Regions from separate parts of the Homo sapiens genome. Here region 1 is linked to region 2. Evidence: read pairs that join two places in POLR2A ChIA-PET (ENCODE). Cell type or tissue: Panc1. All regions are shown on one strand. Links, peaks and the distances in the headings refer to the core of each region. The heading gives the core; the rest is flanking DNA.

Region 1 (16,176 bases), core at 5,506-13,505, 180 kb after region 2:
TTACCCACAAAGGGAAGCCCATCAGACTAACAGCAGATCTCTCAGCAGAAACTCTACAAGCCAGAAGAGAGTGGGGGCCAATATTCAACATTCTTAAAGAAAAGAATTTTCAACCCAGAATTTCATATCCAGCCAAACTAAGCTTCATAAGTGAAGGAGAAATAAAATTCTTTACAGACAAGCAAATGCTGAGAGATTTTTTCACCACCAAGCCTGCCCTACAAGAGCTCCTGAAGGAAGCACTAAACATGGAAAGGAACAACTGGTACCAGCCACTGCCAAATTGTAAAGACCATCAAGGCTAGGAAGAAACCGCATCAACTAACGAGCAAAATAACCAGCTAACATCATAATGACAGGATCAAATTCACACTTAACAATATTAACCTTAAATGTAAATAGGCTAAATGCTCCAATTAAAACACACAGGCTGGCAAATTGGATAAAGAGCCAAGACCCATCTGTGTGCTGTATTCAGGAGACCCATCTCACATGCAGAGACACACAAAGGCTCAAAATAAAGGGATGGAGGAAGATCTATCAAGCAAATGGAAAACAAAAAAAGGCAGGGGTTGCAATCCTAGTCTCTGATAAAACAGACTTTAAACGAACAAAGATCAAAAGAGACAAAGAAGGCCATTACATAATGGTAAAGGGATCAATTCAACAAGAACAGCTACCTATCCTACATATATATGCACCCAATACAGGAGCACCCAGATTCATAAAGCAAGTCCTTAGACACTTACAAAGAGACTTAGACTCCCATACAATAATAATGGGAGACTTTAACACCCCACTGTCAATATTAGACAGATCGAGACAGAAAGTTAACAAGGATATCCAGGAATTGAACTCAGCTCTGCACCAAGCAGACCTAATAGACATCTACAGAACTCTCCACCCCAAATCAACAGAATATACATTCTTCTCAGCTCCACACCGCACTTATACCAAAATTGACCACATAGTTGGAAGTAAAGCTCTCCTCAGCAAATGTAAAAGAACAAAAATCATAACAAACTGTCTCTCAGACCACAGTGCAATCAAACTAGAACTCAAGATTAAGAAACTCACTCAAAACCGCTCAACTACATGGAAACTGAACAACCTGCTCCTGAATAACTACTGGGTACATAACGAAATGAAGGCAGAAATAAAGATGTTCTTTGAAACAAACAAGAACAAAGACACAACATACCAGAACCTCTGGGACACATTCAAAGCAGTGTGTAGAGGGAAATTTATAACACTAAATGCCCACAAGAGAAAGCAGGGAAGATCTAAAATTGACACCCTAACATCACAATTAAAAGAACTAGAGAAGCAAAAGCAAACACATTCAAAAGCTAGCAGAAGTCAAAAAATAACTAAGATCAGAGCAGAACTGAAGGAGAACCTTCAAAAAATCAATGAATCCAGGAGCTGGTATCTTGAAAAGATCAACAAAATTGATAGACTGCTAGCAAGACTAATAAAGAAGAAAAGAGAGAAGAATCAAATAGGTGCAATAAAAAATGATAAAGGGGATATCATCACCGATCCCACAGAAATACAAACTACCATCAGAGGATACTATAAACACCTCTACACAAATAAACTAGAAAATCTAGAAGAAATGGATAAATTCCTCGACACATACACCCTCCCAAGACTAAACCAGGAAGAAGTTGAATCCCTGAATAGACAAACAACAGGCTCTAAAATTGAGGCAATAATTAATAGCCTACCAACCAAAAAGAGTCCAGGACCAGACAGATTCACAGCTGAATTCTACCAGAGGTACAAGGAGGATCTGGTACCATTCCTTCTGAAACTATTCCAATCAATAGAAAAAGAGGGAATCCACCCTAACTCATTTTATGAGGCCAGCATCATCCTGATAACAAAGGCTGACAGAGACACAACAAAAAAAGAGAATTTTAGACCAATATCCCTGATGAACATCGATGTAAAAATCCTCAATAAAATACTGGCAAACCGAACCCAGCACCACATCAAAAAGCTAATCCACCATGATCAAGTGGCCTTTATCCCTGGGATGCAAGGATGGTTCAACATATGCAAATTGATAAATGTAATCCAGCATATAAACAGAACCAAAGACAAAAAACACATGGTTATCTCAATAGATGCAGAAAAGGCCTTTGAAAAAATTCAGCAACCCTTCATGCTAAAAACTCTCAATAAATTAGGTATTGATATAACATATCTCAAAATAATAAGCTATTTATGACAAACCCACAGCCATTATCATACTGAATGGGCAAAAACTGGAAGCATTCCCTTTGAAAACTGGCACAAGACAGGGATGCCCTCTCTCACCACTCCTATTCAACATAGTGTTGGAAGTTCTGGCCAAGGAAATCAGGCAGGAGAAAGAAATAAAGGATAATCAATCAGGAAAAGAGGAAGTGAAATTGTCCCTGTTTGCAGATGACATGATTGTATATTTAGAAAACCCCATCATCTCAGCCCAAAATATCCTTAAGCTGATAAGCAACTTCAGCAAAGTCTCAGGATACAAAATCAATGTACAAAAATCACAAGCATTCTTGTACACCAATAACAGACAAACAGAGAGCCAAATCATGAGTGAAATCCCATTCACAATTGCTTCAAAGAGAATAAAATACCTAGGAATCCAACTTACAAGGGACGTGAAGGACCTCTTCAAGGAGAACTACAAACCACCACTCAATGAAACAAAAGAGGATACAAACAAATGGAAGAACATTCCATGCTCATGGGTAGGAAGAATCAATATTGTGAAAATCGCCATACTGCCCAAGGTAATTTATAGATTCAATGCCATCCCCATCAAGCTACTGATGACTTTCTTCACAGAATTGGAAAAAACTACTTTATAGCTCATATGGAACCAAAAAAGAGCCCGCATTGCCAAGACAAGCCAAAAGAACAAAGCTGGTGGCATCAGGCTACCTGACTTCAAACTATACTACAAGGCTACAGTAACCAAAACAGCATGGTACAGGTACCAAAACAGAGATATAGACCAATGGAACAGAACAGAGCCCTCAGAAATAATACCACACATCTACAACCATCTGATCTTTGACAAACCTGACAAAAACAAGAAATGGGGAAATGATTCCCTATTTAATAAATGGTGCTGGGAAAACAGGCTAGCCATATGTAGAAAGCTGAAACTGGATCCCTTCCTTACACCTTATACAAAAATTAATTCGAGATGGATTAAAGACTTATATGTTAGACCTAAAACCACAAAAACCCTAGAAGAAAACCTATGCAATACCATTCAGAACATAGGCATGGGCAAGGACTTCATGTCTAAAACACCAAAAGCTATAGCAACAGAAGCCAAAATTGACAAATGGGATCTAATTAAACTAAAGAGCTTCTGCACAGCAAAAGAAACTACCATCAGAGTGAACAGGCAACCTACAGAATGGGAGAAAATTTTGGCAATCTACTCATCTGACAAAGGGCTAATATCCAGAATCTACAAAGAACTCAAACAAATTTACAAGAAAAAAACAACCCCATCAAAAAGTGGGCGAAGGATATGAACAGACACTTCTCAAAAGACATTTATGCAGCCAAAAAACACATGAAAAAATGCTCATCATCACTGGCCATCAGAGAAGTGCAAATCAAAACCACAGTGAGATACCATCTCACACCAGTTAGAATGGCAATCATTAAAAAATCAGGAAACAACAGATGCTGGAGAGGATGTGGAGAAATAGGAACACTTTCACACTGTTGGTGAGACTGTAAAGTAGTTCAACCATTGTGGAAGACAGTGTGGTGATTCCTCAAGGTTCTAGAACTAGAAATACCATTTGACCCAGCCATCCCATTACTGGGTATATACCCAAAGGATTATAAATCATGCTGCTATAAAGACACATGGACACATATGTTTATTGCGGCACTATTCACAATAGCAAAGATTTGGAACCAACCCAAATGTCCATCAAAGATTGACTGGATTAAGAAAATGTGGCACATATACACCATGGAATACTATGCAGCCATAAAAAAGGATGAGTTCATGTCCTTTGTAGGGACATGGATGAAGCTGGAAACCATCATTCTCAGCAAACTATCACAAGAACAAGAAACCAAACACCGCATGCTCTCACTCATAGGTGGGAATTGAACAATGAGAACACTTGGACACAGGAGGGGGAACATAACCCACCGGGGCCTGTCATGGGGTAGGGGGAGGGGGGAGGGATAGCATTAGGAGATATACCTAATGTAAATGACGAGTTAATGGGTGCAGCACACCAACATGGCACATGTATACATATGTAACAAACCTGCACATTGTGCACATGTACCCTAGAACTTAAAGTATAATAATAAAAAAAAGGAAAGAAAGGTAAAACCAGAAAAAAAGAAAGAAAAAAAAGATAAATTACTTTAATAAAATACATAACTATGGCCGTGACTTCCTCTTAAAACATCTTTGAGCAATCTATAATAACTGTTTGTTATCTGTTTGTCTTTTAAAGAATTGTGAAACTATCTAAACCAGAGCTCAGCTCAAAATACATAACACATGGTCATATATTGTAAAGCTAAGGGGTGAAAGGGTCAATGTAACATCATTTGCAAACCTTATTTCAGGGATTTAAAATTCTAGGATGTATGTCACAGAAGTTAGAAACAACATCTAACAGCAATTGTATAAAATTTACCAACAAGTTATAGAATTCAACAAGGTATAAAATTGGATTACTATAAGCATTCTCAGCCAGTTTCTAAGCAAGCATTTGCTTGCAGCCGTTCTAATCAGTGCTTAAGAATGATCTGAACATTTTATTTAACACTGCCTATAATTGACTTGTGAGAAGCTGCAGTAGAATGGACAGATGTAAGGTGCTACCCAAGGACATACTGAAAGATAGCTTTCCTTCAGACAATGTTGCATAACACTGGAGGATGGGGTTAAAAATATATGTATCAACCATGAGGTCAAGCTGGTATACAGAAACCGAAAAGATTAACTCAAATTGGCCAAGGTGACAAGACAAGAATATTCTTTATTATGTATATGAGTGCATGTATGCTTTTAAGGGTACTTAAAACTAGTTCATCAGGTAAATATTAGTTAGATTCCCAACAGAAAACATGGATAATTTGAGAAAAGTTCAATAAAGAGGCTATTTACAAGGTGAGTAAGGTGTAGGGAAAAAAGAGAATAGTATCTCTGTTAGCCTTTACTTTCTGTCTTAAAGAAATATTTAGTAATAGTATCCTGGGCCTCGGTGAGCTTTACTTCTGGGCCTGAAGGTGCAAGGGAAAGGGGGAAAGGTATGAGATGGCCACCTTGACAGAAACTTCCCTTCAATGGATGTCAACAGCAACTCCCTCCTCCCTCTAATCTCCTGCTGCGGCTCCCTATTAGCCCAAACCAATGGGAAGCCAGAGGACAAGGGAACTCATTAGTGCTGTTCATCTAGGTCAGCTTCCTGTAGCATAAAACACTGTGGAAAATGTTGAGGAGTTGATCTTGAATGAGAAATGTAAGATAATTAGCATAGCTGATTTTTTTTTTCTTGTATGGGGTAAAGTGGGATTAATTTATCCCTTTGCACCACGGATGAGCTTCAAGGGGTCTAAGAATTAGTAGAAACAGATTGTCAGAGACTGTTATAGTAATGGCTCTGATGCATTATACCTTTCAGTATTCACACCATTCAGTATCCATATCCTGTGTATCCCTCTTCCATACTGACTGATTTCTGGGGGAACCTGATTTCTACTAAGGAATGGCTAAATGCCAGTGCCACAGGAATCAATCAAGTTCAAATGCTATGCCTACAACCTTGTTCTCTCCACCTCACAGCTCAGCTGTTCTCTCTTCCTCTCAGAGTGTTGACTTAATTCTCAAATGGAATAGATTCTTCTCTCATGGTTACAAGAAGGTTGCAGCACTCTCAGATTTCACATCCTCCATGTTTAATGCACAATAGGAAAAAGAAAGTTTCTTTTTTCCAATAATTAGGCAAAAATGTCCAGTCTAACTCTCACAGTGAGTTGTGTTCATCACAGCAGACCAATTACTGTAGCCAAGTGGTGGGGTTTGTTGAGTGGTTAAGTCAATCAGGGCCTACCTGAGGGATTAGGGTAAGTAGATCCAAATAATATAAGCTGAGAATAAATGAAGGGTAAATCCACACTAAAAAAAAAAAAAAAATGAGACAATTTGAAAGAAGGGAGAATCACTGTGTAAGCTAGGTGACCAAAAATGATGAATTTCTACTACAAATCCCAAATTTGTTCACCCTTCACCTTTCTTCCAAATTCCAGGCTTGTATATTCAACGGCATATTTGGTATTTAATATTGGATATCTCCAGACATTTCAAACTTTAAATGTCCCAAAATGAATCACCCACGGAACTCAGATCTGGAGGTGGAGAAGTGCTTCTTTTGCTTTTTATTGTGGCTCCCAAACCTTATCCTAACTCTCCTCCTATAAAGCCCCATAATCTTTTATGCAGACCAGGATATTTTAGCACTAGCTTCTTCTCATTGCTGTCATCTGCCAACTCCCTAGGCTATAATCTTCACAGTGCTGATGACTCTAGCACCTGTCTTATAGTCTACTTGTACCAATACTCCTATCAACATAAGTATGTTGTCAACATTCAGTGATGATCCACCTAACAACTTGACTCTCAGTTTCTCAACCTCCAATGATTCTTCCTTCCAATGATCGATTTACCACTCTATCTCAACCATCCACTCACTCCCATGGTAATACTTTGATTCTTGTCTTTAACAACTATACTACCTCCAAAATCCCAAATTCCAGAACCTTATTCTCTAGCCCGCCCATGTCCTATCACTTCTAGTCTTTGCACAGAAGCTCTTCTTTGATCTTAATAAAATTTTCAGTCCAGGAACACCATCCCTTTTTCACTATAAAGCATTCCCTTACCCACCTTATATTTTTGTTCACCGCTAAAATCATTTCCTTGCAAAAGCCGTTAACTCCTCCAGCCCTTTCTTTCTTCCTTTTCTTACCTGACAAAGCTTTGACCCTAATTAATCCCACATACTCCACACCTGCACCCAAGTGTCTGAATACCTCTAGAAAAAGAAAGCTTACAATTTTACTCACATTACATTTATGGCCATAAATCTCATGGGCACTCCAGACTGCCCGTCAATCCTACTTTACTTCCCTAGTCTGCCTGCTTTTCTCTTCTGCATAATAACAATTTCACATTTCTTTTCTCTTTCCTTTCTTTTGCCAACTTTCCTTTCTCAGTTGATGACCTTGCCTCATAATCATTTAAGAAAATACAAATGATTGAGGACCTCTATTTTCTGTACTTATAAATCCTGCTATCAAGCAACACTTGTTGCCTACCATCAGGAGCAGCAGCATCAGGATGTCAACCCACTATGTGATTTGCAGGTATTGGAGTCACTAAGAAAGACATGACTCACACAGGCACTGAAAGGAACAATGCTTTACTCACCTAGAGAAGAGAGCAAGATGAGTTTCAATAGTGTGCATTGGTCCGCCATGGCAGCAGGTCTTGCCTGACAGCTGACATAGGGTAATAGTCTTCACACATCCCTCTTGTGCTACAGGCAAAGGACCCTGTTCCCTTCTCACTGGGAACAGATAGAGCAGTAGGGCTGGCCAGGTGTCATATAATGTACATTCTTTAAGTAGGATAAAGAAGTACAGATGACACCCAGAATAGGGAAAGATACTCCCAAATAAGGAGATATGCCCAGCATAGGTCCTAGGGCCCCTTATCTCCATATAAAAATATCTTCCAGACCTGAGGCATACTTTCATGCAGCCATGCAAGGGTCAACAGGCTGTGCACAACTGTCTTTCCCAACAGTCCAACCCCTAATCCATACTTGGATGCTGACATAGCAGGTAACGCACATCAAATTTGGTAGGACCACTAACCTGGCCAGGATTTGGAGGTGAAGTTGGTTCTTGTGGGGCCTCTGGACAACTCATTATGGGTGTAGTTTATCTCAGAGACTCCCTGTCATTTTGAGACAGCATTCCATCTGGGTTACTACAGAAACAGGCACTTGGGCTTAACCAGGCACTTACCCAGGAACCCCAAGTGCCTGGATCAAGCCAAATAAAGAGATTAAAACGAGTCCAAGGAAACTGTGAGTGTATAGATGTTAACTGTCTTCCTGAGTGTGGATCTTCTCCAGCTCAGTTTTTACCCTCCCTGAATTATTGATACATACACAGCAAGACGTGTTGGCAATAACATAAAAACACCCTATTCTGCCAGCAAATAATCAAGGATATTCAGTTGCCCATCACCACCTTGGCTAGTGAATTCAGTGAGTTTTGTTGGTCTTGGATGGCTTGGAGAAGGTTCGAGTCACTGTGCACTGGCCAGGCCACTACAATGGGAGTGTGGGATGAAAGGGATTTCATCGTGGGGTGGCAAATCCTGCATACTTTGAGCTCACCACTTCTCACCACAACTGTGCTGATTCTCATCAGTGTTGTCATGCCAGGCAAAGCAGGAATGAGAAGAGGAAAGATTAATATTCCTAACCCATCCCCTCTGCATAAACCTCCTGAGGCCAAAGACACTCTTTTTCAATGACCTGGGATGACACTTACTCAAATATAGCTACCAAGGCTCTTTGTGTCCTGAGGCTACAATTTTCATGAGGATCCACTATCCCATTGCTTAACCCTAACCTTTCAGCCCTAATCATCCAACTCAGGGAAGAAGGTCACATCCTGAACAAATTTGACATGCCCTAAAATACTGTCCACCTATATGGAGGAATTGGGAGTTCCAAACACAACCAGGGGAATCCTAGTGTCCTGACAGTCTATCACTCCTTCCCTCATCTCCACAGAATCCACAAGAGGGAGGCACCTGAAGGTAGCATTGCCTTCAGGTCTGAATCAGAGACCCTACTGGTGGTGCCACTGCAACACAGACCACAAACCACCCCTGAGTAGTGTGTTCCAGTGGGAAAAAAGAAAAAGAATGGTTGGGTATACTGAGATTGGGATTTCAGAGGCACAGCCTAATCAGGCATCTGCCTAGTTCTCCACCCACTCCAAACTCAGTATTTTCTGAGACAGGGTCTCACTCTGTCACCAAGGCTGGAGTGCAGTGGCATGATCATGGCTCACTGCAGCCTCCACCTCCTGGGTTCAAGCGATCCTCCCCCTCAGCCTCCTGAGTAGTTGGAACCACAGGTGTTAGCAACTGCATCTGACCTCAGTATTTTCTAATATGCATTGAAGTGCCATGTTTCATTGGCATTATTTGAGTCACCCACGTTATCATTTTACTATCCTACATTTTGCTTGAGAGTGATAGGGAGCATAAAAGGTTCATCTCTCCTTTCTAGTTTGCAAACTGTTACCACAGTTTTTGTTTCCACATAGGGGAGCCTTTTGTGGTCTAATTCTTCATCCATTAGGCACTGGACTCTATGATTAGCCCATTTGTGAGGCCCATGAGTCTGCAAATACATAGGAGGGATTTGCTGTTGGAATGGCCTGTACAGACATCATTGTTGTATAAAGTTCAACCCATTAGACAGTGTTCTTATCTGGTCTCAGAAGGTGGCCATCCTTGAGGCAGATAGCCACAGTGTCCCATTGGACTTCAGTTTCAAGGATCTATCTGTGAACCAAGCCATACCATCTGCTGGAACATCTTTTAACTGTGAGACCCATTTAGTTAAGATTGGGAAGGAAGGATCCCCTTTGGGTCATTAGTCTCCTCCAGCAAAATAGATATTTGTTTATGGAGTTGATTAACCCTTTGGGCCCCCAATCAGGCTCCCTCTTAGATATATCATTTTTATCTAATGACAGAGCTTTGCTGAGCTTGTTTTATTAACAGAATTAGTGAGTACCCATATAAGGATGGGCAGCTTAGGTTTTAAGGTCACATACAGCACTTCAATGGTCAGATTATTTGTTTCCATCAGGTCCCAAAAGCAGGCTAATAGATGCCATTTAAAGGGGGTGTAACTGGCTGCCTCAGGTAATTTATAAGTTTAAAACCCAAGAGATCAATACATCCAAGTAACAGTATCTTGTTATCACAGGTTCAATCTCAGTAGGAGTAAGTGAGATCTGTAGTTCTGACAGGCTTCCTTGGCCCTACTGGCAGGACCCATATCATTGCATGTTGTATGACCTTTAGAGCCTGTTGTTATTGGGGGCTCTAAAGCCACCTTTAAATGATCCACGGATCATTTAAAGGTGGCCACTTTTTGAGTAATCTTGATTAAAGGGACCAAAAGAATACCCAGACATGGTACATGCTGTTTCTAATATCCAAACAGGCCCATTAGCTTTTGAGCTCCTTTCTTATTTATGAGTGCTATCAAGGACAGTAATTTTTTTTTTTACTTAAAAAGAATACTCTGATTACCAGCCAGGTGGCTCCTAGGAACTCCAATTGTTGAGCCTTGGACTTGAGGGCTCAGTCTACATGCCATGGTGTCTATGAGCTTAGGTAGGGCCTGGTCAACCTGTTTGTTTCAGTCAGGCCAGCAATGAAGATGTCATTATCACAGTGAATGACAAATATATCTGAGGGTAACTGTGCTTGTTACAGATCTAGCCCTACCTATTGGTGGCATTTTGCAGGAAAATTGATGTATCCCTGTGGAACTACAGTGAAAGTGTATTGTAGGTCATTTATGTGAATACAAATTGGTCCTGATATTTATCCTACAAAGGAATCCAGAAGGCGGCCTTGGCCAGATCAATAATGTGTTGGTCTCTGTGTAGGCCACCATTGCCTAAGTGATAGTAATGATGTCAGGTAACACAGGAGCCAAGGGTGGCACCTAAGCATATAATCTTTGGTAGTCTACTGTCAACCTCCAGGATCCTGAGGCCTTTTGTACAGTCCAGACTTGGCTGTTACAGTGAAATAAAGTGATGCATAACTTCTGCCTGCAGCAAGTTTTATATCAACAGGGTCATGTCCCTTCATTTACCTGTTATGTAGTACTGTTTTTGTAGAATAACCTGCTGGGGCTTGGATAACTTTGGTTGTAGGTGGGAGCTGACATATCTCACTGTTATGGCTTAAATCCTTTGTTGTGAGGGAGCATATCTCCTGAAGTGGCAGCGATGCTGCAAGTAACCAAAACGTCAATACCTGTAATACATTGTGCCCAAAATGGCCCAAAGGGCCCTACCCAAAAGCATATGAATCTGTCTCCATCAGTTTACCCTTACTCCTTCAGAGTCCCAGGATTATTGCCATCTGGGAAAAGTTTGGATTTGCAGCCAGGTGTGGTGGTTCAGGTCTGTAATCCCAGCACTTTAGGAGGCCGAGGCAGGTGCATCACCTGAGGTCAAGAGTTCAAGACCAGCCTGACCAATATGGTGAAACCCTGTCTCTACTAAAAATATAAAAATTAGCCGGGCATGGTGGCATGCACCTGTAGTCCCAGCTACTCAGGAGGCTGAGACAGGAGAATTGCTTGAACCGGGAGGCAGAGGTTGCAGTGAGCAGAGATCGCACCACTGCACTCCAGCCTGAGTGACAGAGCAAGACTCCATATCAAAAAAAAAAGTTTAGATTTGCTTTTTATTTTTTATTTTTTTTAATCTTGGCAGGAGCATAGGGCTCTGGTCCCCAGTGGGGACCTAGAGACCTTAGTTTTATCCCCCTTAGTTCTATTTTTGTTGAAAAAATTAAGGTCAGGGTCAGGTGCAATGGCTCACTCCTGTAATCCCAGCACTTTGGGAGGCCAAGGTGGGTGGATCACTTGAGGTCAGGAGTTCAAGACAAGGCTGGCCAGCATGGTGAAACCCCAACTCTACTAAAAATACAAAATCAGCCAGGCATGGTGGCGGGCACCTGTAATCCCAGCTACTTGGGAGGCTGAGGCAGGAGAATCTCTTGAACCTGGGAGGTGGAGGTTGCAGTGAGCCAATATCATGCCACTGCACTTCAGCCTGGGTGACACAGGGAGACTCCATCTCAAAAAGTTAATTAATTAATTAAGGTCAGGGTATAGGTGAGTACAATCATACCTACTCCCTGTCTGACTCACTCTATTCACTGTCAACATTGTCTTCCTGATTGTCCTGTTCAGGGCACAGAGAAGTCATAGTCCCCATATTCAGGGACTTGACACTATACAGGATTCTAAATCTTTTCAATCTCATGAGCCCACACTTTTGTTTTTATGGCTAAGATTAGGATCCTAACCTCTAATTTAGTGACACTTCTCTCCGCCTGATAGCATTGGCCAAGATCTTCTACAGGGATCCCATCAATCTTTCTTTCATCTATCCCCCGGGCTTTTTTTTTGTTTTGAGATGGAGTTTCACTCAGGTTGGAGTGCAATGCCGCAATCTCGTTTCACTCCAACCTCCACCTCCCAGGTGCAAGTGATTCTCCTGCCTCAGCCTCTGGAGTTGCTGGGATTACAGGCATGCGCCACCACACCCGGCTAATTTTGTATGTTTAGTAAAGATGGGGTTTTGCCATGTTGGTCGGGCTGGTCTCGAACTCCTGACCTCAGATGATCCGCCCATCTCGGTCTCCTAAAGTGCTGGGATTACAGGCATGAGCCACCGCTCCCAGCCTTGTCTATCCCTCGTTTTAACAATGAAAGCCATATTATTCTGTGGGTCAGCCCTGTTCTCTCTGTTTTTTCCCTTTGACATCCATTGGTTTCCTCTTTTGGTCCTCTGGACATTGCTTCCTATTGTTGAGAACTCCATTCAGCTCAAGTTGTTGGAAACCACCGAAACCATTTTGTTTTTATCCCAAAGCTGGACACTCAGTGGAGTTTTTCCATTGCTTCCCCATGATCATTTCAGGAAACAACAGTAGGGATAATGGGGTCTTCAGGTTTGGGGAGACCTCTGTCACATGAAGGCTTCCACTGCATCATCCATATGCTGGGAGCAGGGTCACACAGTCAGGTATGACTTTTTCCTTAAGAGTGATTTTGGCTTTATGGATGGCTTTCGAGTGGATTTTAGGAAGTCCCCCACAGTTGGGAAGACCATTATCAAGATCTTTTCAACCTAGATCAAGAGCAGCTAGGACTCATCTCTATCCCTGTCCTGTTGGTTGTCCTGTTCAATGTAAGCAAAATAATGTTGCAGCAGGGGGTCAGTGGTTAGCTTACCTATACTGAGCCACTCAGTATGAGACACTAAAGCGTACAACACCACCTCATCAAACAAGTAACTACCAAAGCCACCTAGGACTCCCCTGGCCTCTGCCCATGTCTGTTTTTCAGTCTTATTTCATTTTCAAGGAAGGTACTCATTTTAAGTTTCATTTTCAGCAACACCATCGATGATTACGTGATACTGAAAACAGGTCTTACTTGGGACTTGTAAGTGACCAGAGCAGGAGGAGTTTCCTGTGTGGGGGCCTTTGATTCCCCTCAGGCATTTTCTGCAACCCCTGGGACACAGTGAGAGTCGGCAGATGGTTTGGGAGTGTAAAGTTGGCTAGCCAGAGCCAAGGTATAGTTATCCTATATTTTTCATAGGGCCCACCTCTTGCATTTCTACCCTCATCCATTGTACCAGTTTATTCTTGTTAACAGGGAGAATGTCAACTCCCATGTACCCCCCCATGCAACCAGAGGGAAGCCAGCAGCTCAGTCAGCCCATCATCCCCTCAGGGAGCTGGCACCATCCTGAGATGGCTGGACTGGCAGACCCTGCTTGCTGTGCCAAATTGTCGAGCAAGTAACACCTGTTGTCTACCGTAAGGAGGAGCAGTCCGAGGATGTCATCCCACTGCATGGTTTGCAGGTGACAGGATCACCAGGAAAGACAATTCACAGAGGTACTGGATAGAACAACACTTTACTCACATAGAGAAGAGACAGAGCAAGATTAGCTTCGATTTGAGTATGGTACCCCGCAGTGGGTCTTGCCAGGCAGCTGACACAGCATAATGGTCTCTATGCATCCTACCTGGGCTGTGGGCAAAGAAACCCCTTCCTTTCCAACTAGGAATAGGTAATAGTACTGGGATTGGCCAGGTGCTGTGTGCTGCACATACTTTAAGCAGAACAAAGAACAAAGAAGTACACATCAAGCCCGGAACATGGAAAGATACTACCAAATAAGGTGACATGTCCAACTCAGGATGTAAGGACTCCTTATCTCAACGAAAAAAAGTCTTCTAGGCCCATGTCACAAGGCACACTCATGTGGCCATGCATGGGTGGACAGGCTGCACATGATAGCCTTTCCCAATACCTGCCTTCTCTTTCAACAAATGAAACAGATGAAGTGTCCCTATTCCAATCAAAGATCTCCATTTGTATTCTGGAAAGGATCTCCTCTTGGCTTCTCAAGGGCTTGGCTCCTATAACTTTTGCCTCTTTGTCCTGCATCATAAATACTGTCCCTCTATTAAATAACTCCCATGAACATATATACTCTAGTATTTCCTATTTACAAAGGAGTGCCTTGTCCTTACATCCCTCTCTACCTAGTGACCTATTTCTGCCTTCTTACCTCAATCTCTTCAAGTAGACTTCCATCATCATGATTCCACTGAGACTGTGTTTACAAGATCACCAGTGATCTTCATGTTGCCAAATCCAGTGGTCATTTCTGTTCTTACTTGATCTTTCAGAAACATTGAACCCAATTCACCTACCTCTTCCTAAAATTTTTTACTTCATTTGTGAGGTATCATATTCTCCAGTTTTCCCAAGGCGTCTCCTTTGTTTGCTCTTCCTTTTCTACTAGAACTCTAAACTTTGCAGTGTTTCAGTGTCCTGTCCTGGGCTTCTTCCTCTTCTGTATTTATATTTTCTCTGATGATCTCACTCATGTCAGGCTTTAAATTCCTTATTCATGCCAATGACACTCAAGCCCTGACCTCTCTTCTGAACTTCAGACTCAAGAACCAACCTGCCTCCTTAATGTTTCCACATACACAAGATATTTTCCCTAATTTAACTCTTTAACTTTACTATTTCTTGGAGTATTCGTAAGATTTACAGTTGGCTGTCCTACCATGGAACCTAGAATTTACTGGCCAGATCAGATATTGGGGAAAAATTTAAAAAGAATATTAGACTAAGAGATACAATTCCTTTGTTTCTCAATTGTCATATAATTTGTTAATTCTTTTTTAAGGCTATTTTTCTGTTTTGGAATAAGGTAATTATGCCTGCAATACTTAACTTCTTATACATGTTTCTCCCATGATTTAACCAAAATCTTTGTGTACTTTTTTCTTATAATTTTGTAACCAGATCTTTATATTGACTATCTTTTTAAGGCTGTCTACTGTAAGCTACTTGCACACACTATAGTACTAATTCTAATTCTAGGCCACCACCATTGGCTCTTTTTTCCTTTTCTCTCCACACTCATCTGTTCACATAGCTTCAATCATCCCTTCTACATTAGTGTTTGCCAATGGTCCTCCTCTAGTGCTGATTCTTCTCTGCCTTCAGGTCCACATTTCTGATGGTCCATTGGACAACCATAACCAACCAATGTTCCACCCAAAAATTAACACAACCAAAATGGAATTATCTTATTTTCCTTGCTCCCAAACCAGTAACTAGCTGCCATTCTCTAAGCCACCTGGGCTCCACTCCACTTCCTCTCTTCTCCTCTCTTCTTCACTCCTCTCTTCTCTCTTCCTCTCATCATCACATCCTTCATTTCTTACTTCAGCACAGCTACATAATGCCGTGGTGACATGATTATGCATTTAAGGTCAGAAACACTTGGGAACATTAGTTAACTGAGATCTCCATGCCTCACTTTGCTCATTTCTAATATAAAGTTAAAAATACACACCAGAATTGTCTTGAAGAGTACATGATCTAACACATACAAGAACCTAACAGCATATAACAAGTGCTCACCATATGTTGTACCCTTCCCTACCTTGCATTTTCATGGTCAAAATTATAATGGTGTCCCTCACAATATCTCATTTCTAAACTTTGTAAAAAGTTGGGTGGACACTTTTACTTTTTACTAAACTACAAATTCCTTCAAGGTTGATTTTTGTATATTCACATTAGATTTATCTGAAGCACAGTGCATGCACCAGGGGTTCAGTGAACATTTCTTCAAAAAAATGACTGAAGTGATTATCTTATCAGGAAGTTTGTTATAGAATATAAGAATTTATTTTCAGTATAATGAAGACTTCCAAGACACTTTTAATTT
Region 2 (16,176 bases), core at 2,895-10,894:
AGTTGGCTCTTTAAAAAAAAAAAAAAGACAAAACTTTCACTGTATGGACTAGAAAAAAAAAGTAAGCCAAAATTACTAAAATAAGAAATGATAGAAAGGAGATTACTATTCATTCTACAGAAATAAAATGGAATATGAGAGTACTATGGACAACTGTATGAGAACAAATTGGATAACCTAAATGAAATGAACAAGTCCCTGGAAACAAAACCTACCAACTAAGCAATGAAGAAACAAAAAAATCTGAATAGCTCTATAAATAGTAAGAAAATTGAATCAGTAATCAATTACCTCTTAACAAAGAAAGGTCATGAACCTAATGGCTTCACTGGTAAATTATAGCAAACATTAAAGAACTGATGCCAGTCTTTCTCAAGATTTTTCAAAAAAATTGAAGAGAAGAAAATAATCCTCTTTTTAAGAGGCCAGCATTAATCTAACACCAAAGCCAGACAAAGACACTATAAGAAAACTACAGATATCCCATGTAAACATTGATGCAAAAATCACCAACAAAATGCTAGCAAACCAAATTGAGCATATTAAAAGGATTGTACACTCTAATCAAGCGAAATTTATTTCTTGAACGAAAGGATGGTTCAACATATGAAAATTGATCAGTGTAATAATCACATCAACAAAAAGAAGGGAAAAAAACACATAATCTCAAAGCAGAAAAATTACAAAATTGGCCAGGTGCAGTAGTTCACGCCTGTAATCCCAGCACTTTGGGAGGCCGAAACAGGTGGATCACGAAGTCAGGAGATCAAGACCATCCTGGCTAACATGGTGAAACCCCGTCTCTACAAAAATTACAAAAAATTTCCCCGGGCGTGCTGGCGGGCGCCTGTAGTCCCAGCTACTCTGGAGGCTGAGGCAGGAGAATGGTGTGAACCTGGGAGGCGGAGCTTGCAGTGAGCCGAGATCACACCACTGCACTGTAGCCTGGGCGACAAAGTGACACTCTGTCTCAAAAAAAGAAAGAAAATTACAAAATTTAACACCCTTTTTATGATAGAAACACTCAACAAACTAGGAATAGAAGGAAGCTATCTCAATATAATACAAGCCTATGTTAAAAACATACAGCAAAGCAAGGGTGTCACTTTCACCACTTCTTCAACATAACAATGGAAGTCCTAGCCAGAGCAAGTAAGCAAGATAAATAAAAGTCATCCAAATCAGAAAGGAAACAAAATTATCTCTGTTCATGGATGATAGAATCTTACATGTAGAAAGACCCAAAGATTCAACAAAAAAATTTTAGAACTAATTAAATTAATTCAGCAAAGTAGTAGAATACAGAGAGAACACACCAAAATCTGTGTGTTACAAATTCTATACAGTAACAATGAACAATTTGAAAAGGAAATTAAGAAAACAATTCTATTTCCAGTAGCATCAAAAAGAATAAAGTACTTCAAAATTAACTTAACCAAGAAAGTCAAGGACTGTAAAATATTTCCAAAGAAATTAAAGGAAATATAAATAAATGGAACAACATCCTATGTTCATGAATTGGAAGACTAAATATTGTTAAGATCTCAATACTACCATAGCAATCTACAATTTTAGTACAATCTCTATCAAAATCCCAATGACTTTTTGGCAGAAATAGAAAAATCCATTCTAAAATTTATGAATAATTTCAAGGGGCTGTGAATAGCCTAAACAATCATGTAGAAGAACAAACCCAGAGGATTTACCTGAGTTCAAAACTTACTACAAAGCTACGGTAATTAAAAGTGTATGTCTACCAATGGGTCAGTAAAAAAAGAAAAGAAAAAGAAAAAAGAAACAATGTAATATTGGCATAAAGATAGATATGTAGACCAATCAAATAGAAGAGGATACCCAGAAATAAACTCTCACATTTAAGGTCTAATGATTTTCACAAGGGTGCCAAGACCATTCAAGAGAGAAAAGACATTCTTTTCAACAAACGCTGCTTAGAAAACTGGATATCCACTTGCAAAAGAATGAGGTTGCACTTTTACCTAATATCATATACAAAAAATAACTCAAAATTGATCAAAGACTGAAATGTAACACCTAAAACTATAAACTCTTAGAAAAAACCATAAGACAAAAGCTTCATGGCATTGGATTTGGCAACAATTTCTTGGATATGACACCAAAAGCACAGGAAACTAAAGAAAAAATAGGCAAAACTCTTGAACTTTTTTTTCAATTTTAGGACTACATTTTAATAGAATGTGAATCTAAACTCCACATTTACAACAAGAAAACCCTTAAAATTATTGATTGATTCAAAATGCTTTTATGGAAAAAATGATTTGTAACAAAAACTCGGTACTGGGTGCAAAGGCTCCACAGGTTTTTTTGTGCTTTGGGGTTTTTAGTTGTTGTTTTGTTTTGTTTTTTATTTTGTTTTGTTTTGCTGTTTTTTAACAAAAGTTCCAGTGACAGGACCAAGAACAAGGGGCTCGGATATCGACAAGAGCAGGCATTTTCTCTTCCTCTACTTCAAGGGAGGTCAGGAGAAAACGGCTTGCATAGCTTCGTCAAACACTATTTTGAGGCCTGGTTGAACACTCCAGGTATTTTACAGTACCTAAACCCTGCCGTTAGGTGATGGAAGTCTGCTTCTTCTTCTTCAGTGTTTCAGTCTTGTATTTCTCTCACTAAGATCAAGTTTAGTTCCCACAAGGATGATGGGAGTGTTGTGACAATGGTGCTGCACTTCAGGACACCACTTGGCATGGACATTTTCTAATGACGCAGGACTCACAAGGGAAAAGCAAATTAAGAATTCATCTGTTTGTGGATAGGAACGGGGGTGGGGGTCATAATCTGTCCACCTGTGTAATCTTCTTGTCCACTTGTATCTCATACACCCAGATTCACCGGTTTCCCATTTAACATAACACTGGCATAGTGATTGTCAAAGACAATAGGGATATATTCTCCAGGTTGTATAGCTGATCACTGATGAGTTGGTAAGTTTTCCCTACAGCTCCATCTCCCACCACCACATACTTGATGGCCTACATCTCGGCCGCTGGTTGGGCTGCCTACGGCAGAAATAGTGGGCTCAGGGTGCTGCGGGTGGGGCACAGATGCAGGCTACCAGCACTGGATGCCTGGCCACTATTGGCAATGCCTCACCCTCCACCAGCTGGAAGCAGAAGCCCAGCAGCTTCCGTCAGACAAAGCTGAGGGAAACTGCCCAAGAATAATTTTAAATGTCTTTAAATCAAAAGACTATATTAACAAAGTAAAAGGGCAATGTACACAATGAGAGGAAATATTTGCAACTCGTGTATCTAATATGAGATTAATATCCAGAATATATAGAGAACTCCTAAAACTCAACAGCAATAAAAGAAAACAAATAACCTTATTCAAAAATAGACAAAGGATTTGCATGGACATTTCTCCAAAGGAGACACACAAATAGCAAAGATATTCAACGTCATTAATCATTAGGGAAATGCAAGTCAAAACTGCAAGATAACACTTCACTTCCATTAGGGTTGTTAATATTAAAAAGAAAAAGAAAATAACAAATATTAGTAAGGAAGTGGAAAAGTTGAAACCCTTGTGCGCTGCTGCTCAGAAAGTAAAATAGTACAGCCACTGTGGAAAACAGCATGGCAATAACTTTGAAAAATCAAAAACAGAGTTACCATGTAATCCAGTGAATCCATTTCTGGCTATATACTCAAAAAAATGAAAGCAGGGACTTTGAGAGATATTTGTACCCCCATGTTAATAGCAGCATTATTCTAAATAGCTAAAACATAGAAATGACCCAAGTGTTTATTGAGTACTAAATGGATAAGCAAAATGTGGTACATGCATACAATTGAATATTATTCAGCCTCAAGGAGGTAAATGCTAATACATGCTACAACTTGGATGCACCTTGAGGACATTATGCTATGTGAAATAAGCCAGATACAAAGAGACAAATACTTTATGATTCCCCTTATAGGAGGTGTCTAGAGTAGTCAAATTCATAGATACAGAAAAAATAGTAGTTGCCATGAGGCAGAAATTTAAAATAATAATAATAATAAGTACTGCATTTATTCACTCCAAGAAAAGTAAAAGCTAAGGCCCAGAATGTGGCAAGGCAAAGGTTAAAAAAAAAGAACAAGTTTTCCTTCACCTAGCAGCTCATTTCAAGGACAGTTAGATGATAACTCTGTTGGAATAGCCAAGGCCAAAAAAATAGGCTGCAGACACACCCCCTCCCTTCCAGAGCAAGGCTGAAAGAAAATAAAGAGAAAGGTTCTTTTATGGTACTCTTTTTCCAGGCTTCTTAAGCATGAATAGCATGATTAGGTTTTACAAATATCTGTATTTAGCCAGCTCTTGTTTTTCTTTTAATGCAGCTACAAGGCCACAGGCTAGGTCACAAGTTAATGTTATGCTATAGATTATGTGACCTATTACTGTATGATTAACTGCTTTTATTTTGCTACTGCTTTTATTTTGCTTCTGTAAGGCTGCTTATAAAAACCCCACTCTGTCTTTGTTCAGGGATCAGCTTTTGGACGTGAATCCTCTGAGCCAGTGTGTGCCTAAAATAAACAAATCCTCCTGTACTCGGTATTGGTCTCACCATTCCTCAGTTTACAACATTTTTGGTGACCACGAAGTGAATGGAGACAGCAGGCTTACTGTCTCCTTTGCCTCTGGGGTTGGAGCACGGGCCTCAGGAAACCTGTGACCCCAGGCACCACCGGGAGGACTTCAGCCCAGAAGGGAGATCAGCTCTCCCCTGACCCAGTGCCCCTACCCAGCAGCACCATGGAACCTAAAGAGAGACTACAGGATGAATTCAAAAACAGCGTGCTTCAGGAACTGCGGTAAGGTTTTGGAGGCCTAAGGCAGGACCCATCCCTTGGACAGAAGGGGAGCCTGATCACCTCCTGGGGTGTGCTGAATAGTTTGACCCACAGGGGCTGGGGGTGATGAGAGTGACTCACCAATTCAGATGAAACTCACACCCCACCGACACAGGACACGAGAGTGGCTCACTAAGTCAGCTAGTAATCTGGAGGTGGTGAGAGTGGCGTGCCACCCCAACTGGGAACTAGAGGTGGCAAGAGTGGCTCTCCACCCCAACTGGGAACTGGAGGTGGCAAGAGTGGCTTGCCACCCCAACTGCAAAACTAGAGGGGGCAAGAGTGGCTCACCACCCCGATTGCAAACATGAGAACTAAAAGTGTGTGAAAGTGTGTGAATGCAGGGACCTAATTAGGCTCATCAGCTGCAAAGTGGGGAGTCACAGATCTTAATGTGGACTGTGTGCTCCAAGAAAGTGTGGGGCTGACTAAGACTAGTGGAAATCTGCATACAGCTAATAGGAGCTGCCCTACAGGTCAGAGTTGTAGTAGGAATAAGAACCTCTCCAAAGTCAAGCAGCATCTGAAAAATCCCATAATAGGAGACGGTGTAACCGGCCAAAACGAGAGGGTGAGTGTGCAAGAGTGAATGTGCTGTGTCGTAAAAGGAGGAATGGGAGGAAAGTCATCAAAACATCAAAACTTACTCTACTAGAGTGCATGTTACGGAACCTTAAGAAAGGTTTTGCAGGGGATTATACAGTTAAGTTAACCCCTAAGAGGTTGAGAACTCTCTGTGAATTAGAATGGCCCACTTTTGGTGTTGGATGGCCGACCGAAGGAACTATAGACAAGGAACAATTGGCCATGTATTTAAGGTGGTGGCAGGGGTCAGAGGACAGCCAGTGTACCCAGATAAATTCCTTTATGTTGACTCATGGTTAAATACAATACAGACAAAACTGGCATAGATCCAGCCCTGTTTAATGGCTTATAGCAAAAAAGCCAAAAGTGAAAGTAAGAGCAGCTTTGCCAGCAGACACAGAGTTAAAGGGAGAATCCTAGAGAGAGCAAGAGAAGCCAGTTTTACAGGAGCCTCCAGAGGTAACAGAAATTCTTTCTCCATACGTCCCAGCCTACCCCCCTTTTACCAAGACCAACAGCCCCCCAGGAAACAGATTCAGGAGCTAACACCCCCCAGATCTCACCTCGAAAGGGAGGATCAGAGCCCCGAGAGGCCACGGAAAGAAGTCAAGAGAGTCAAGTGGGCCGTCTCAGATCTGGCTGTGCTCAAGCTATGCAAATGCCTCTCAGGAAGATGCAAGGACTTATCTGTTATGATGACCAGGATCCCACCTGGGACCCAGAGGATGCAACTCAGCTCCAGCATTTGCAGAGTTAGCTAGAGGCACTTCTGCAGGGGCTAAGAGTTGGTAGAAGGAAAGCAATTAATATAAGGAAGATTTCAGAAGTGCTTCAGGGAGCTGACGAGAGCCTAAGTCAGTTTTATGAGGTATTCTGTGAAGCATTCTGGCTTTACACCCCATTTAACTCTGCTGAACATCAGCATATGGTAAATACTTCATTTGTAGGGCAAGCCCAGGGTGACATCAAGCAGAAGTTGCAGGCATGAATACCACCCAGTCTATAAAAGTGGCCACAAAGGTGTATGTTAACTGTGACCAGGGAACAAAATGGGAAAGAGCAAAAGCAACAAGCACAGCAGCTAGGCATGCCAAGGGTTAAGTCCCTCTCCCCAGCCCAGCTTTATCTGGAAAAAGAGGGGCCTGGGAACCGACGCCAGGAGAAGAGCAAGGAAGAAGGAAAGGAGAAAGTAAGAGTAAGTGTGAGAAAGGAAAGAAGAAAGTAAAAGGGAAATCAGAAAGAAACAGGAGAGACAGATGGCAGTGTGCAGGGGCAGGGCCCGTGCCAATGCCCAGCCCCACTGGCTGGCTGCAGGAGCAGGAGAACTCAGGAAGGAAAAAGGAAAGTAAATTGAAGGCTTAAGAAAAAGGTCAATTGTTGGCAACAGCTATTATAGAAAGAGAGATTAGCAATGTGAAAGAACACAGTGGACACAGACATAGAGGTGGAAGAAGTCAAGTTAGGCAAGGATTCAAGAGCAGGACAAGGCTAGAAAGAGATTAATGTGTGAGATGAAAAAAGAAAGGACACTGGAAGGATGAATGTTCAGAAGGCAATGAGGGAAATGGCCAAGGCCACGAGACAAAGAGGCCATTGGCCAAGGGCTGCCACACCTTGGAGAAACCAAATACTGATCTGATCAGGCTGGCAGAAGCTGAAGGATGTAAGGACTTGGACAGACCGAGCACCTTCTCATTAGGCTTTCAGGAGCCCACAGTCACATTAGAAGTTAAAAGCAGCAGGATTCTGCTATATCTGGATTCCAGTTTCTCACTGATGGCTAAGCCACTAGATGGAGTTACAAAAGAGGAGAAAAAGAACCCCTCCTCTGGGAAACTGAACAGGAGGAGGAGCCATGCCTTGTGAAAACTTGCTTATAGACTTTACAGAACTGCCCCGTGCCAGCTACTGGTACATGCTAGTGCTTGATTGCACCTTTTCAGGGCAGGTTGAAGCTTTCCCCACCAGGACAGAAAAAGTACAAGAAGTGACTAAAGTACGGTTAAAAAACATTATCCCCAGGTTTGGACTGCCTCTAACTTTATATTCAGACAATGGGCCAGCATTTGTAGCTGAAATAGTGCAAAATTTAACAAGACTGTTAAAAATAAAATGAAAGTTACATACAGCGTATCAGCTGCAAAGTTCAGGAAAAGGTAGAACGTATGAACTGGACACTCAAGCAGCTACTGAAGAAATATTGCCAGGAAATTCATTAGAGATAGCATCAGGTTTTTGCCTATGGTCCTCCTCCGAGTCAGGTGCACCCCCACCAAATAAACTGGGTATTTGCTCTATAAGATTTTGTTTGGTCAGCCACCCCCAAATCATAGCTCAAATTAAAGGTGACCCCCAGGAACTAGGGAAATTAGCCTTAAGAAAGCAAATGCAGGCTTTAGGAATAACCATACAAAGTGTTCATAATTAGGTACATGAAAATGCGTGTAAGCCTCACATCCCTTTAAATCTGGTGACTCTGTTCAGGTTAAAAAGTAGAATCTAATTTCTCTACAATCCACATAGGATGGGCCCTATATTTTAACCTTGTCCACTCCCCACTCCCACTGCTGTTAAAGTTGCAGGTGTTGTGTCTTGGATCCACCACAGTCAGCTAAAACCAGCAGCTCAGGACAAGTGAACCAGCTAGCAGGACCCAGATCACCCAACCTGGCTGATCCTGAGATGAGACCAAGCTGCTGCTGAGGGTGAAAGCCCTGCTCTGGTCACTCCGGAGGCTGACCAGTCTATACACAGCTGAAACTTAAGGAAACAACAAGCTCTGTTGTAGACACACACCAGAAGCTGACTAGTCTATGCACAGCCGAAGCTTAAGGACTCATCAAGCAAGTAATGTAGTTAGAAATCTTCTTAGGACTAGTGGTATTCCCGTATACTAACTGTTTTACTAATGTTCTGTCACTATGCTCAACCTTTATCCCAGGTAAGGACCTCTTTTGTCCTTGCTGGATATGAATATAGTGTACATTGTTTTGTCATTGTCACCCCACTTAACCATGCTAGAAGAAACACCTACAGAAGGGTGTCCCCAACAGAATCAGGGGGATGGAGCCAAGATGGTCGAATAGGAACAGCTCCAGTCTACAGCTCCCAGCATGAGCGATGCAGAAAACGGGTGAGTTCTGCATTTCCATCTGAAGTACTGGGTTCATCTCACTAGGGAGTGCCAGACAGTGGGCGCAGGACAGTGGGTGCAGTGCAGCACGTGCGAGCTGAAGGAGGGCGAGGCATTGCCTCACTCGGGAAGTGCAAGGGGTCAGGGAGTTCCCTTTCCTAGTCAAAGAAAGGGGTGACAGACAGCACCTGGAAAATCAGGTCACTCCCACCCCAATACTGCCCTTTTCCGATGGGCTTATAAAACGGCGCACCAGGAGATTATATCCCGCAACTGGCTTAGAGGGTCCTATGCCCACAGAGTCTCGCTGATTGCTAGCACAGCAGTCTGAGATCAAACTGCAAGGTGGCAGTGAGGCCGGGGGAGAGGTGCCCGCCATTGCCCAGGCTTGCTTAGGTAAACAAAGCAGCTGGGAAGCTCGAACTGGGTGGAGCCCACCACAGCTCAAGGAGGCCTGCCTGCATCTGTAGGCTGCACCTCTGGGGGCAGGGCACAAACAAAAAGACAGCAGTAACCGCCGCAGACTTAAATGTCCCTGTCTGACAGCTTTGAACAGAGCAGTGGTTTTCCCAGCACGCAGCTGGAGATCTGAGAATGGGCAGACTGCCTCCTTAAGTGGGTCCCTGACCCCTGACCCCCGAGCAGCCTAAATGGGAGGCACCCCCCAGTAGGGGCAGACTGACACCTCACACGGCCGGGTACTCCTCCGAGACAAAATTTCCAGAGGAACAATCAAACAGCAGCATTCTCGGTTCACGAAAATCTGCTGTTCTGCAGCCACCTCTGCTGGTACCCAGGCAAACAGGGTCTAGAGTGGACCTCTAGAAAACGCCAACAGACCTGCAGCTGGGGGTCCTGTCTGTTAGAAGGAAAAATAAGAAACAGAAAGGACATCCACACTAAAAACCCATCTGCACATCACCATCATCAAAGACCAAAACTAGACAAAACCACAAAGATGGGGAAAAAACAGAGCAGAAAAACTGGAAACTCTAAAAAGCAGAGTGCCTCTCCTCCTCCAAAGGAACGAAGCTCCTCACCAGCAACGGAACAAAGCTGGATGGAGAATGACTTTGACGAGTTGAGAGAAGAAGGCTTCAGACAATCAAACTACTCTCAGCTACAAGAGGAAATTCAAACCAAAGGCAAAGAAGTTGAAAACATTGAAAAAATTTAGAAGAACTTATAACTACAATAACCAATACAGAGAAGGACTTAAAGGAGCTGATGGAGCTGAAAGCCAAGGCTCGAGAACTACGTGAAGAATGCTGAAGCCTCAGGAGCCAATGCGATCAACTGGAAGAAAGCATATCAGTGATGGAAGATGAAATGAAGTGAGAAGGGAAGTTTAGAGAAAAAAGAATTAAAAAAATGAACAAAGCCTCCAAGAAATAGGGGACTACGTGAAAAGACCAAATCTACGTCTGACTGGTGTACCTGAAAGTGACAGGGAGAATGGAACCAAGTTGGAAAACACTCTGCAGGATATTATCCAGGAGAACTTCCCCAATCTAGCAAGGCAGGCCAACGTTTAGATTCAGGAAATACGGAGAACGCCACAAAGATACTCCTCGAAAAGAGCAACACCAAGACACATAATTGTCAGATTCACCAAAGTTGAAATGAAGGAAAAAATATTAAGGGCAGCCAGAGAGAAAGGTCGGGTTACCCACAAAGGGAAATCCATCAGACTAAGAGCGGATCTCTCGGCAGAAACTCTACAAACCAGAAGAGAGTGGGGGCCAATATTCAACATTCTTAATCAAAAGAATTTTCAACCCAGAATGTCATATCCAGCCAAACTCAGCTTCATAAGTGAAAGAGAAATAAAATACTTTACAGACAAGCAAATGCTGAGAGATTTTGTCACAACCAGGCCTGCCCTAAAAGAGCTCCTGAAGGAAGCACTAAACATGGAAAGGAACAACCAGCACCAGCCACTGGAAAATCATAGCAAATTGTAAAGACCAGCGAGGCTAGGAAGAAACTGCATCAATTATTGAGCAAAATAACCAGCTAACATCATAATGACAGGATCAAATTCATACATAACAATATTAACTTTAAATGTAAATGGACTAAAGGCTCCAATTAAAAGACACAGAATGGCAAATTGGATAAAGAATCAAGACCCATCAGTGTGCTGTATTCAGGAAACCCATCTCACATGCAGAGACACACATAGGCTCAAAATAAAAGTATGGAGGCAGATCTACCAAGCAAATCGAAAACAAAAAAAGGCAGGGGTTGCAATCCTACTCTCGGATAAAACAGACTTTAAACCAACAAAGATCAAAAGAGACAAAGAAGGCCATTACATAATGGTAAAGGGATCAATTCAACAAGAAGAGCTAACTATCCTAAATATATATGCAGCCAATACAGGAGCACCCAGATTCATAAAGCAAGTCCTGAGTGACCTACAAAGAGACTTAGACTCCCACACAATAATATTGGGAGACTTTAACACCCCACTGTCAGCATTAGACAGAACAACGAGACAGAAAGTTAACAAGGATACCCAGGAATTCAATGCAGCTCTGCACCAAGCAGACCTAATAGACATCAACAGAACTCTCCACCCCAAATCAACAGAATATACATTTTTTTCAGCACCACATCACACCTATTCCAAAATTGACCACATAGTTGGAAGTAAAGCACTCCTCAGCAAATGTAAAAGATCAGAAATTATAACAAACCGTCTCTCAGACCACAGTGCAATCAAACTAGAACTCAGGATTAAGAAACTCACTCAAAACCGCTCAACTACATGGAAACTGAACAACCTGCACCTGAATGACTACTGGGTATATAACGAAATGAAGGCAAAAATACAGATGTTCTTTGAAACCAACGAGAACAAAGACACAACATACCAGAATCTCTGGGACACATTCAAAGCAGTGTGTAGAGGGAAATTTATAGCACTAAATGCCCACAAGAGAAAGCAGGAAAGATCCAAAATTGACACCCTAACATCACAATTAAAAGAACTAGAAAAGCAAGAGCAAACACAATCCGAAGCTAGCAGAAGGCAAGAAATAACTAAAATCAGAGCAGAACTGAAGGACATAGAAACACAAAAAAACTCTTCAAAAAATTAATGAATCCAGCAGCTGGTTTTGTGAAAGTATCAACAAAATTGATAGACTGCTAGCAAGACAAATAAAGAAGAAAAGAGAGAAGAATCAAATACACGCAATAAAAAATGATAAAGGGGATATCACCACCAATCCCCCAGAAATACAAACTACCATCAGAGAATAATATAAAGACCTCTACTCAAATAAACTAGAAAATCTAGAAGAAATGGATAAATTCCTCGACACATACAACCTCCCAAGACTAAATCAGGAAGAAGTTGAATCTCTGAAAAGACCAATAATGGGATCTGAAATTGTGGCAATAATCAATAGCTTACCAACCAAAAAGAATCCAGGACCAGATGGATTCACAGCCGAATTCTACGAGAGGTACAAGGAGGAACTGGTACCATTCCTTCTGAAACTATTCCACTGAATAGAAAAAGAGGGAATCCTCCCTAACTCATTTTATGAGGCCAGCATCATCCTGATACCAAAGCCTGGCAGAGACACAACCAAAAAAGGGAATTTTAGACCAATATCCTTGATGAACATTGATGCAAAAATCCTCAATAAAATACTGGCAAACCAAATCTAGCAGCACATCAAAAAGCTTATCCACCATGATCAAGTGGGCTTCATCCCTGGGATGCAAGGCTGGTTCAATATAGGCAAATCAACAAATGTAATCCAGCATATAAACAGAACCAAAGATGAAAACCACATGATTATCTCAATAGAAGAAGAAAAGGCCTTTGACAAAATTCAGCAACCCTTCATGCTAAAGACTCTCAATAAACTAAGCATTGATGGAACATATCTGAAAATAATAAGAGCTATCTATGACAAACCCACAGCCAATGTCATACTGAATGGGCAAAAACTGGAAGCATTCCCTTTGAAAACTGGCACAAGGCAGGGATGCCCTCTCTCACCACTCCTATTCAACATAGTGTTGGAAGTTCTGGCCAGGGCAATTAGGCAGGAGAAGGAAATAAAGGGTATTCAATTAGGAAAAGGGGAAGTCAAATTGTCCCTGTTTGCAGATGACATGATTGTATATCTAGAAAACCCCATTGTCTCAGCCCAAAATCTCCTTAAGCTGCTAAGCAACTTCAGCAAAGTCTCAGGATACAAAATCAATGTACAAAAATCACAAGCATTCTTATACACCAATAACAGACAAACAAAGAGCCAAATCATGAGTGAAATTCCATTCACAATTGCTTCAAAGAAAATAAAATACCTAGGAATCCAACTTACAAGGGATGTGAAGGACCTCTCCAAGGAGAACTACAGACTACTGCTCAATGAAATAAAAGAGGAGACAAACAAATGGAAGAACATTCCATGCTCATGGGTAGGAAGAATCAATATCGTGAAAATGGCCATACTGCCCAAGGTACTTTACAGATTCAATGCCATCCCCATCAAGCTACCAATGACTTTCTTCACAGAATTGGAAAAAACTACTTAAAAGTTCATATGGAACCAAAAAAGAGCCCGCATCACCAAGTCACTCCTAAGCCAAAAGAAAAAAGCTGGAGGCATCATGCTACCTGACTTCGAACTATACTACAAGACTACAGTAACCAAAACAGCATGGTACTGGTACCAAAACAGAGCTATAGATCAATGGAACAGAACAGAGACCTCAGAAATAATGCTGCATGTCTACAACTATCTGATCTTTGACAAACCTGAGAAAAACAAGCAATCGGGAAAGGATTCCCTATTTAATAAATGGTGCTGGGAAAACTGGCTAGCCATACGTAGAAAGCTGAAACTGGATCCCTTCCTTACACCTTATACAAAAATTAATTCAAGATGGATTAAACACTTAAACATTAGACCTAAAACCATAAAAACCCTAGAAGAAAACCTAGGCATTACCATTCAGGACATAGGCATGGGCAAGGACTTCATGTCTAAAACACCAAAAGCAATGGCAACAAAAGCCAAAATTGACAAATGGGATCTCATTAAACTAAAGAGCTTCTGCACAGCAAAAGAAACTACCATCAGAGTCAACAGGAAACCTACAAAATGGGAGAAAATTTTTGCAACCTACTCATCTGACAAAGGGCTAATATCCAGAATCTACAATGAACTCCAACAAATTTACAAGAAAAAAACAAACAACCCCATCAAAAAGTAGGTGAAGGACATGAACAGACACTTCTCAAAAGAAGACATTTATGCAGCCAAAAGACACATGAAAAAATGCTCACCATCACTGGCCATCAGAGAAATGCAAATCAAAGCCACAATGAGATACCATCTCACACCAGTTACAATGGCAATCATTAAAAAGTCAGGAAACAACAGGTGCTGGAGAGGATATGGAGAAATAGGAACACTTTTACACTGTTGGTGGGACTGTAAACTAGTTCAACCATTGTGGAAGTCAGTGTGGTGATTGCTCAAGGATCTAGAACTAGAAATACCATTTGACCCAGCCATCCCATTACTGGGTATATACCCAAAGGACTATAAATCATGCTGCTATAAAGACACATGCACATGTATGTTTATTGTGGCACTATTCACAATAGCAAATACTTGGAACCAACCCAAAAGTCCATCAATGATAGACTGGATTAAGAAAATGTGGCACATATACACCATGGAATACTATGCAGCCATAAAAAATAATGAGTTCATGTCCTTTGTAGGGACATGGATGAAATTGGAAATCATCATTCTCAGTAAACTATCGCAAGAACAAAAAACCAAACACCGTATATTCTCACTCATAGGTGGGAATTGAACAATGAGAACACATGGACACAGGAAGGGGAACATCACACTCTGGGGACTGTTGTGGGGTGGGGGGAGGGGTGAGGGATAGCTTTAGGAGATATACCTAATGCTAAATGACGAGTTAATGGGTGCAGCACACCAGCATGACACATGTATACATATGTAACTAACCTGCACATTGTGCACATGTATCCTAAAACTTAAAGTATAATAATAATAATAGTAATATAAAACCATTAAATAAAAAAAAGAAAAAGAGGAAAAAAGAAAAAAAAAAGAAGGGTGTCCCCACTGTAACATACTACTTGGTCAGGGAACAATATAACTAGAACCCTATTGTACTATACTTATTATGAGTGTACAAGGACTCACTTAGGAGCTTGTACTTATAATCAGACCACCTATTCAATTTGTGACCCAGGAAATGGCCAGCCTTATATATGTTATGACCCTAAGTCTTTACCTGGGACTTAATTTGAGATTCATACCAAGTCAAAAGAAGGAAGTCTTGTAAGTCAAACCCAAGCCTCTCTTTCCAGAGTGGGGAGCTATATCCATATACTTTGATATTTGTCAGTTAACATCCATGAACCAAACGCATCTCACAATCTCTGGTCCTACAAGGTATTATACAAATTGCCAGTACAAAATTGTATGTGCACCCCCTGTTTATCCTTCCAAGGCCCTAGCAATAGCTTACCCGAACTGCACAACGCAGTTCACTGACACATCATCACCAAGGCCAAGCCAATCTTGCTCATCAGAGTAGCAGCAAAACCGAATTGTAAGACAAGCACTTGCAATCCTGTAAATCTTACTATCTTAAAGCCAGATGTACCTATATGGACTACAGGTTACTTCATGGCATTACAAAGCTATGGTCAAAAAGCTAAAATAACTATATATTCTAAACAGGACTCAAACCAACCAGTCAGCCCAGCAACAATTATGGGTCTTTAAGTCATTCTTTGAGCATATAAACCAGAAGTTACCAGAGCCTCCTCCTTTAGCCAAAAACCTATTTATTCAGCTGGTTGAAAACATTGTCAGCAGCCTAGGCATTTGCTCATGTTATGTTTGTGGAAGGACTAACATAGGAGACCAATGGCCTTGGGAAGCAAAAAAGTTAATGCCTCAAGATAACTTTACTCTGAGTGACTCTTTCCCCAAACAGATGCCCACAAGTTCAAGCGTCTGGCTCTTAAAAACTTCTATTATTAGAAGATACTTTGTTGCTCGCTGAGGAAAGGCTTTTACAGACCCAGTAGGAGAAATAACCTGCTTAGGATGGCAATATTACAATGAAACATTAAGGAAAACTTTGTGGCAGGGCACAGATGACTACAGAGCACCTTATCCAAATCTGTTCTCCCGTTTCTCTTCTCTAAACCACACTTGGTATCAACTTGAATCTCCAAATACTTGGCAAGCAACCCCCAGTCTTTATTGGATCTGTGGGCTATGGGCATATCAACAGTTGCCAGTTAAATGGGCAGGGGCCTGTGTGCTTAGAACAATTAGACCATCTTTATTCCTACTCCCACTGCAATAGAGAAAAACTTTAGGGGATCCTGTGTATGATGAACTTAGAAGAAGAAACAAAAGAGATGCAGACATAAAGAGAGATATAAAAATAGGATATTAAAAAGACACAGATGAGCCCCCTGAAAAAATAATTCAATACTATGGGCCAGCTACCTGGGCACAAGATGGATCATAGGGATACCGCACT

Evidence for each region. Peaks named below come from ENCODE experiments on the same cell type or tissue, not always from the same donor. Only the 100,000 strongest peaks of a DNase experiment are listed, where the experiment ranks them.
Region 1: POLR2A ChIA-PET joins it to region 2 with 14 read pairs; 4 of 35 experiments call an interaction of 5 or more read pairs at or near these places.

Annotation. Positions count from the first base shown.
Region 1 is chr6:85,682,986-85,699,161 of GRCh38, reverse strand. No RefSeq gene overlaps it. Among named protein-coding and RNA genes, the nearest start is that of SNHG5, 12 kb to the right of the region's middle. In Panc1, for the core only: no CTCF peak of the experiment used is centred there; no DNase peak of the experiment used is centred there.
Region 2 is chr6:85,855,782-85,871,957 of GRCh38, reverse strand. It overlaps the pseudogene LOC100133102. Among named protein-coding and RNA genes, the nearest start is that of SNHG5, 190 kb to the right of the region's middle. RefSeq lists an enhancer at 8,926-9,426. In Panc1, for the core only: a CTCF peak has its summit at 7,234 (motif pointing right); no DNase peak of the experiment used is centred there; H3K4me3 peaks cover 1,195 bases; H3K27ac peaks cover 990 bases.